Linked DNA regions of Homo sapiens: region 2 is linked to region 1. A link is an interaction called in ENCODE POLR2A ChIA-PET data of the cell type or tissue named here. Cell type or tissue: GM12878. All regions are shown on one strand. Each heading gives the region's core, and the rest is flanking DNA. Links, peaks and the distances in the headings are about the cores only. Region 1 has its middle 24 kb from the start of SCYGR1. Region 2 has its middle 7.3 kb from the start of MIR5703.

Region 1 (4,389 bases), core at 67-4,066:
CTGAGGCAGGAGAATTGCTTGAACCCTGGAGGTGGAGGTTGCAGTGAGCCAAGATCGTGCCATTGCACTCCAGCCTGGGTGACAGAGTGAGACTCTGTCTCAAAAAAAAAAAAAGTATATATATATATGTGTATATATATATATATATACACACACACATATATATACACACACACATATATTCAATGTATTGAATGGTCTGTCCAGTTGAAGCCCTGATTCTAGACTAGATAATTTGTTGGCTTCTTGTTAGATCACTCTTAACAGAAATGTGACTGGACTTAGAATCAGTCTGGAAGCATTGTGGATACTCTGGAGTCTGACGTTTCTTGTCCCTTAACATTCAGCTCGTCTTTCCTGAGTTATACCTCTTAGTCATTTCCCTTTGAAATTAAGAGAAGGGCCTCAAATCTTAAAAATGGAAGAATACGGCCGGGCACAGTGGCTCACACCTGTAATCCCAGCACTTTGGGAGGCTGAGGCAGGCAGATCACCTAAGGTCAGGAGTTCGAGACTAGTCTAGCCAACATGGTGAAACCCCGTCTCTACTAAAAATACAAATATTAGCCAGGCATGATGGCGCACACCTGTAATCCCAGCTAGTCGGGAGGCTGAGGCAGGAGACTGGCTTGAACCTGGGAGGCAGAGGTTGCAGTGAGCCGAGATCACACCACTGCACTCCAGCCTGGGCGACAAAGTGAGATTCATCTCAAAAAAAAAAAAAAAAAAAAAAGGAGGGATAGAAGGTCTTGTGTTATTAAGACATAGAAGAAAAGTTAGTTGAGAATCTCACTGGCCACACCCCAAGAGGGGACATTTGGCCACTGCGGGTACATTGGGTGGTCTAGGGAATTGGCTGGGTCTGGGACACACTTGTTAAGCTCCTGAAACTTAGAGTTGAACAGAACAACAGCAGCTAGTATAACGACTTGAAAGGTCCTTTGATGAATTTTAATACCTGGACGCATAAATATTTGTGTTTGATACTTTTAGGCATCTGAAAGAAGTGTCTGATTTCCTTGCTAAGGGATTGGCCTCAGGAACAGATGCATACCAGTGTTGAAATTCTCCTCAGCCTCGTGACTGGCAGTGATTCTTGTGTATCTGCCCTCTGCCTGTGTTGGAGCTGCTAAATTGTAAGAATTTGTAAGTTGGTAAAATACTTCTAAAAACCCTCAGCTCCATAAATATTTTTAAATTTAAATTTAATTTTGTTTTAGAGATAGGGTCTTGCTATATTGCCCAGGCTGGTCTCAAACTCTTGGGCTCAAAGCATCCTCCCATGTCAGCCTCCAGAGTAGCTGGCACTACGGGCACATGCCTTGCTTTGCTCTTTAATTTTTTTTTTCTTTTTTTTTTGAGATGGTCTCTTGCTCTGTCACCCAGGCTGGAGTGCAGTGGCACAATCTCAGCTCACTGCAACCTCTGCTTCCCAGGCTCAAGCGATTCTCCTGCTTCAGCCTCCTGAATAGTTGGGATTACAGGCATGTGCCACCACACTTGGCTAATTTTTGTATTTTTAGTAGAGACGGGGTTTCACCACATTGGGCAGGCTGGTCTCGAACTCCTGACCTCAGGTGATCCACTCGCCTTGGCCTCCCAAAGTGCTGAGATTATAGGTGTGAGCCACCGTGCCTGGCCAGCTCTTTAAATCTTAACGTAGTAACACCGTTACTAATTTCTCAGCTGCTTTTCTGAGTTTAACAATTTCTGACTGAATGCTTTATTTATAGGTTGACAATTCTCAGTACCCCTAGTCAGCCAAATGTGTCTCTCTCCACAACAGAGACTCACCTTCTCGTGGCTGCAAGCTGTGCAGCTGAAGAGGGATTCTGGAGAAAGAAGGGGAATCCTTTTGTTTGGGTCTATTAATGCTACGCAATGTGCCTGGGTTCTTGGAGGGAGACATATCCCATTCTTCCTTATTCCCTCCCATTGACTATACAGGAGAAACTGTATGGAGCTTACTTCAGAAAAACTATTAAGTCCCAAAGATGTGAAGTGTTTTGAATTTTATTCAAGTCCAACCTTGCAGGGCAACAACTCAACACAGCCATTCCTGCTCTTTCAGGAGAAGCCACAAGTGTGGGAAGACAGGCAGCTAAGTCTAGGGCACAGACAAATTAGTCATACTGTCTGCTTAGATCCTGAGGGCCTGCGAAACCCTCAAGGTTTCCTGGTGTCATCTTAAGGTGCTAGTTATTCCATTCTGGCTGCCTTTTGATTCATTTGGTTTTCTGCCCACAGGCAAGCAGAGGCGAAACCAACCTGCCAACTCTTACCTCAAACCCATTGAGAGAGACCTGGGGATTTCCTAGGGTTTTATTTTTACCTATTGCTCCCCAAACAGAAGTTCCATTACACAGAAGCATTTCTTTTTTTCTTTTTCTTTTCTCTTTTTCTTTGAGACGGAGTCTTGCTCTGTCACCCAGGCTGTCATGCAGTGGCACCATCTTGGCTCACTGCAATATCTGCCTCCCGGGTTCAAGAGATTCTCAAGCCTCATCCTCTCGAGTAGCTGGGATTACAGGTGTGTGCCACCACATCCAGCTAATTTTGTATTTTTAGTAGAGACGGGGTTTTGCCATCTTGGCCAGTCTGGTCTCGAACTCCTGACTTCAAGTGATCTGCCCGCCTCAGCCTCCCAGAGTGCTGGGATTACAGGCATGAGCCACCGCGCCCGGCCACACAGAAGCATTTCTCAGTGCCTAATCTAGTTTGCATATCAACTATTATGGAATAAAGAAACCAACAAGACCTTGCATTGCACTCCCTGGGTGGGATGACATATGCCTATCAAGGCCAGAGCCTCCTGAAACCCATCTCTTATTTCTGTTGGCACTGCTCCCACCCAGACAGAAATGAGTTAGAGTGAGGCATTCTCCCTAGTAACCACGGGAAGTAGGATTTCTCCCTGCAGAGGAGCAAAGGAATAGAGGAATGAATATCTTTGACTCCTACTCCTGTTCACCTTATGGGAGTCTTCTCTGATCCCCACAGCTAAAACACCGTCACTTCTACCCCATTCATCTTTATGCTCTTATCTGGCTTTATCTTTCCTGTCTTTTCCCCCACCAACACTTACCTCCCCCCTGCCCTAGAATGTGAGCCCCCTGAGCGCAGGATCTGTCTGATTCATTTACTGCTGTATCCTCAGTGCCCGAAACAGTATCTGTCCCATTTCTGAGTGCACAAAAAAAAAATCTGTTAAACAAATAGGGGACCTCTACTATTGCCAGGCACTGTGTCAGACCCTGTGCATACACTATACATGTGACACAGGTAGGTGTTAGTGGCATCATTCTACAGATGAAGAACCCAGGGAGTAACAAAGGAGGTGACATAACTTCCTCAAGGTCACACACTTAGTAAATAGTTGAGCATTTACTGCCTCTAGAGGGTCTATCCTCTAGAACTTGATCCCTTTTGTCAAATGCAAGAGCTAAAGAATTGTCGAGTAGAGTGTGTTTCATTCTTGAAACCATCTCAGTTTTCTACCTAGGTAGAATTTAGGAAAACAGAAGGGATGGCAAATATATATATATATAAAAACAGAGGAAACCTTCTTGAGGGTTACAACTTAAACAAGCACAGCCCAATACAAAATACTCTGAACTAAAATCAAACAACAATTCTCAGTATCTCAGAGGGTTTGATTAGTTTACTTAAAGTTTTTCAATCATCCCATATGCATTTACTGAGGCCCTCGTATGTGCCAGGCTCTGGGCTAAGTGCTCCGATACTAAGAGAAAGGCGGTAGACTTAGCCCTGTGGAATTTACTGTCCACCTGAGAACAATGAACCCAAGAGGTGTAAGAGACCAGGATTTCTGAAGAATACAGAAGAAATACTCAGTGTGCTTGGAGAGCAAGTGAAAGAGGGTCTGGCATAGACTGTGGGGCGGGGAGGGCAGGTCAGGGAAGATTGGCCCGAGGAAATGGTTTTAGAAGGGAACTAAACTTACCCTGGAGATTATAGTTGTCAAAGAAAAGCAAATCATAAACAGCCAGGACACACAACACAGACGTTACAGAGACACTGACAAGAGGAAATGGGAAGGAGGCGATTAGATTCATGGGCAGGAGCTCAGAGGAGAGGTACGGGCTGGAACTATATATTTGGAAGTCATTGGCTTACAGAAGGTAATTGAAATTGTAGGTGTCGATGAGATCATCTTGGAAAAAATTACACAGCAAGAAAAGAAGGGAGTCCAGCCCTGAGCTTTAAGGAAGTCTAACACGTAGTGGCTGGGAAGGGGAGGAGTTGCCAGCCAAGATGCCCGGGAAGGAGCGGGCGAGAGAGGCAGGAGGGAATGTAGGAATTGTGGCCATGTGAAATCCAGTGGAGAAAAGCTCTCAAAGGAATCATGTGTGCAGAGCCAACACTGCT
Region 2 (4,389 bases), core at 136-4,135, 53 kb after region 1:
CTCATAAGCGGACTTGGAATTTTCGCCGTAAGTCCTTTGCTATAAGTTCTACGCACATTCAACAGGGACACCTCTGTGTAGCAAGTTACCTAAATGAATATTCAGGCTGTTTTCACTCTGGGAACTTGGTATGTGTAAATTTTCAGGTAATTTCCCTCATTTGAATAACTTCTTGAGTGAAAACAGGTCCTTCAAGTGCACATCCTGGAGCCCCGGGGCTGGCATAGCATCCTTATAAAGCAGAAACCTCAGGCTAACAGAGCCCAGTTATGTCCTGGGATGTTTGTATTCCTAGAGCCCAGCTCGAGACCAGGAAGTGCCTCCTAGGTTTTCCTGTTTCCATGTGGCCTTGGTTTGGATTCACAAGAAAAGGATTCAACAGAGTACAGTGCTGACTGTACCGGTTAAATTATGGCCTCTAAAGTCCAACCACTGGCCTTCCAATCCCAGCTCCATCACTTCCCAGCTATGTGACCTTGGCAAGCCCTCAACTCGGGAGCCTTAGTTTCTTCATCTGTAAAATGGATATAACAATAAAATCTATGTCCAAAGGCTGCTGTGAGTATTAACTGGGTGCTTAGTCAACCGGGAAACATTAGTCACTGGTATTGGGGGATCAACGGTGGAGCTCTATGCAATCGATTCTCTTCTCAGGGGATGGGGTATGATGGCAACATCAGTCAACTGGGCTCAAGGGAATTACTTTGCACTCAGTTCAGCACATGCTGTCTAATGAGCCATTGCCTATCTGCCAGCATTTGTTGAGAAATACAAAAAGAAAGAGAGGAGGTTTTTTTAGAGACCCACTTTTAAAATACCCCCATCTGACCCCTTCAAAATGGAGGGCTGATGGGTAGCGTCCATTTTCCTTTTCTGTAGGCCCAGCAAGCCCCACTAATGTTTCTTTTCTGATAACTAAAGCAGGTTTCTCTCCCCACAGGGGCCTCTTTCTTTCCCCTGAACCAGAAGGGAAGATCCCCTTTCTCTTTTCAGTAATGGGCAAGAACAAAGTTCCATTGACAACGTGAATGGAGCATTTCTTACCCTGGACTCTCTTCGCACTGCAGAGGCAGGGACCTTTTCTCTCCCGCTTGGCTTCTGAAGATTATGATTCAAGTCCTCTACAGGCGACTAGGGCAGCCCAGGAATCCTGATTCTGGCACGAACTGACCAAGGGAGGGAGGCTGCTTGGTTGCAGAGCCTCCATGCACAGAAGTCCACTTACCTGTGACTTCTGATATGTGCAACCCCGAGAATTTCCCCTGCTTCGCCTACTCTGGGCCTCCCCTAACCACCCAGTAGCATCCTCTCCTTTCACATGCTATTACCTTACCCTGCTTCATTTTCCTTTAGAGCACTTAGCATCACCTGGTCCATTATATTAATTTGTTTGTCTGTTCTCCCTCCCAACGGAACATAAACCCCAGGAAAGTAGATGTTGTCTTGTTCATTGCTGAATCCCCAGTGTCTGGCACAGTGCCTGGTAAAGAGTAGATACTCAGTAAATATTCACTGAATGAATGAAGAAAGGCAGGCTGAAAGCTACTTCTGGTTTCCCTCTAAAATAAAAAAAAAATGTCTTTCTGATAAATGGATAACTAAAGTCAGGTTGCAATGGTTTTGGGCTTTTAGAATGGCCTGAGTTTGGATCAGTCAATCAACTGATGCAATTTATGAGCGATCTTTTATAGCCCAGCAAAGTAGAGACACAGAAGGATATGACCTGGTCCCTGCTCTCTGAGTGCACAAAATTCAGCTCACAAATGACAGTGGAAAATGAACCGAGGTAAAAGAAAAAGTCTCCAACAACACGGACAGCTGGAGGGCAGGTCTGCAGTTTCTCTGTTTTTCCTGGCATCTCTAAGGAAAGAGAAGCCAGGTATCCACCTGTCAGTGCCACAGCCACTGGTGGTAAGGGATGTGTGCCATTCAGGTGTCTAGCTTCTACATCCCTGGTGCTCTCTGTAGAGTATGCCCAGAAACCACACTGGTATTTCCAGGAAGTATACACCAAGTGCTGTTCTCTGTAGGTTTTGCCCCTTCTTTCTTTTCTATCATGCTACTTCTTACAAATTAAAAAGCAAGTCAGGAAGCAATGTTAAAAATAATCAAACCACAGCTAAAGGAAGGTACCTTCAAAAGAAGAAACGGGGGAAAAAAATTGAGTCGACTATTATTCCACAGTGCTTTATACTTGAGGCCCTGTGATTATTCACTCTGTGAAACCCAGTGGAACCTGGGGGAGTTAATGGGGCCAATGTTACTTTTCTTTTGCATTACTTATGTGGGCTGTAAAAATGAGCTTTGGCTCCATGGCCAAAAGCGGAAAATGTCACACCATGGGGAGCGAAGAATGTGAATCAAAATGCAAAACCTACAGCTCCAGTTTTCCTACATTGTAAATGCTTATTGCTATCAGGTAACTCCTCTCCGTAATCCAAAGCAGCTCCGGGCACCGCAGGGGCAGGGGAAGGGAAGATCTGAAGACTCTAAGTATGGACAGTATTGAGGCCAGACACAGTTGCTCACACCTGTAATAGCAGCACTTTGGGAAGCCAAGGCAACAAGATCGCTTGAGGCCAGGAGTTCGAGATCAGCCTGGGCAACACAGCAAGACCCTGGTCTCTACAAAAAATATTAAAAACAATAATTAGAAGGGCATGTTGGTGCATGCCTGTAGTCCTAGCTACTCTGGAGGATCACTTGAGCTCAGAAGTCGAAGGCTGCAGTGAGCCATGATTAGGCTGCTGCACTGTATTCCTGGGTGACACAGCAAGATCTTGTCTCAAAAAAAAAAAAAAAAAAAAAGAATGAACAATATTGAGGGTCCCCAGCCACCCAGAGCTACCTGACTGAAACTGAGTGTTTAAGAGAGGATTTAGGGGCTTCTGAGAGAGGCTCTGTGCTCTAAGACTTGGGGCTAGGGAAAGCCGATCAGCAACGTGGGGGCTTGGGGAAGAAGGTAGCTTGCTTTGTGACCAGTTCAATTTTTTTGAGGGTCCCAGAATATTAAAACATGAAGAGATGTCAAAACAGGGCCTCCCCAAACTGTGGCATATTCTAAAATAATTAAACTTAACCAATATATTGTTTAATATTAAACTAATATTAAACAATATACAAGTAAACAAAGAAAACACGGTAATTGCACTATTCACAATGTAGGTCCAAGACTTACTAAAAATATGAGTGCAATGCAGGTGGCAAGAATGGCATGGGACATGACTGGCAACATCTTTTTTCTATTCTGTCAATGGATCTTTCTGACACTGCAGTAACTCAGAGATATTGTCAAAAGTCTAAACCTAAGTCAGGCGCGGCAGCTCATGCCTGTAATCCCAGCACTTTGGGAGGCTGAGGTGACAGGATCACTGGAGGTCAGGAGTTTGAGACCAGCCTGGCCAACATGGCAAAAACCTGTCTCTACTAAAAAAAAGAAAACAAAAAAACATGCACACACACACAAATTAGCCAGGCATGGTGGCTCATACCTGTAATCCCAGCTACTTGGGAGGCTGAGGCAGGAGAATCGCTTGAACCCAAGAGGTGGAGGTTGCAGCAAGCCAAGATGGTGCCACTGCACTCCAGCCTGGGCAATAGAGCAAGACTCTGTCACAAAAAAAAAAAAAAAAAAGAAAAGTCTTAATTGAGGTCCTTTATGAATGGAAAGCCCTCCAGGGACAAAGCCACCACTGGCCATTCCATGATGTTGGTTATTGCTAGTCCTGCTTTGCTCTCAAGCAAACAGGAGGCCTCCTCTTGGGGCCTTGCCTGCAGGCATGGAGGGTGGAGCAGTCTAAGATGACCTGGCAGCTTGCTGCTGGCTCCCTGGCTCCCTGGGGCCTCTCCAAACACCAGGGTTTGTCGGGGATATAGTCTCTGACTCACCACTAGTGATAAGACAGGCCAAGAACCTTTAAGCAAGTCAGACAGCATTCAGGGAGGTTTTAGATTCTTACCACTGGAAGTCTGATTTCAGAATTTGCAAGTTCCTTAACAAAACCGTTGTAGCTTTGACAGAACTGTAGTCATTCTGGGAGCCAAAACAGCAGAGACAACAATACACAGAATGCTGAACCTGCTGCATCAAAGTGAGGAAAGCTTTATCTCTGCCTCCTCATTGCTGCATCTATTTATTCATCCAACCAATATTTACTGAGCCCTTTCTAAGTGCCAAGTCTCACAGTGAGTGCTGGAGAAAGAGTAGTGGACAAACACAGACTTGGTCCCTTCCCGGAGGAGGCCTGCAGTGTATGGGGCTGGGGGGAAGGAAGAGGGGCCCTAACTGAAAATCACAAAGCAATGTAAGTAGCCACAGCAGCAAATGCTATAAAGGAGAGGCCCATGGGGCTATGAGTACATATAATGAGGTCTGACATGTTTAGGCAT

Evidence for each region. ChIA-PET counts read pairs that join two places held together with the same protein. Peaks named below come from ENCODE experiments on the same cell type or tissue, not always from the same donor. Only the 100,000 strongest peaks of a DNase experiment are listed, where the experiment ranks them.
Region 2: POLR2A ChIA-PET joins it to region 1 with 11 read pairs; 11 of 35 experiments call an interaction of 5 or more read pairs at or near these places.

Annotation. Positions count from the first base shown.
Region 1 is chr2:227,409,312-227,413,700 of GRCh38, forward strand. No RefSeq gene overlaps it. Among named protein-coding and RNA genes, the nearest start is that of SCYGR1, 24 kb to the left of the region's middle. RefSeq lists an enhancer at 2,299-2,498. In GM12878, for the core only: no CTCF peak of the experiment used is centred there; DNase peaks (open chromatin) are centred at 1,740 and 2,240; H3K4me3 peaks cover 408 bases; H3K27ac peaks cover 2,401 bases.
Region 2 is chr2:227,462,600-227,466,988 of GRCh38, forward strand. No RefSeq gene overlaps it. Among named protein-coding and RNA genes, the nearest start is that of MIR5703, 7.3 kb to the right of the region's middle. RefSeq lists enhancers at 72-131, 1,032-1,091. In GM12878, for the core only: no CTCF peak of the experiment used is centred there; no DNase peak of the experiment used is centred there; H3K4me3 peaks cover 1,037 bases; H3K27ac peaks cover 1,358 bases.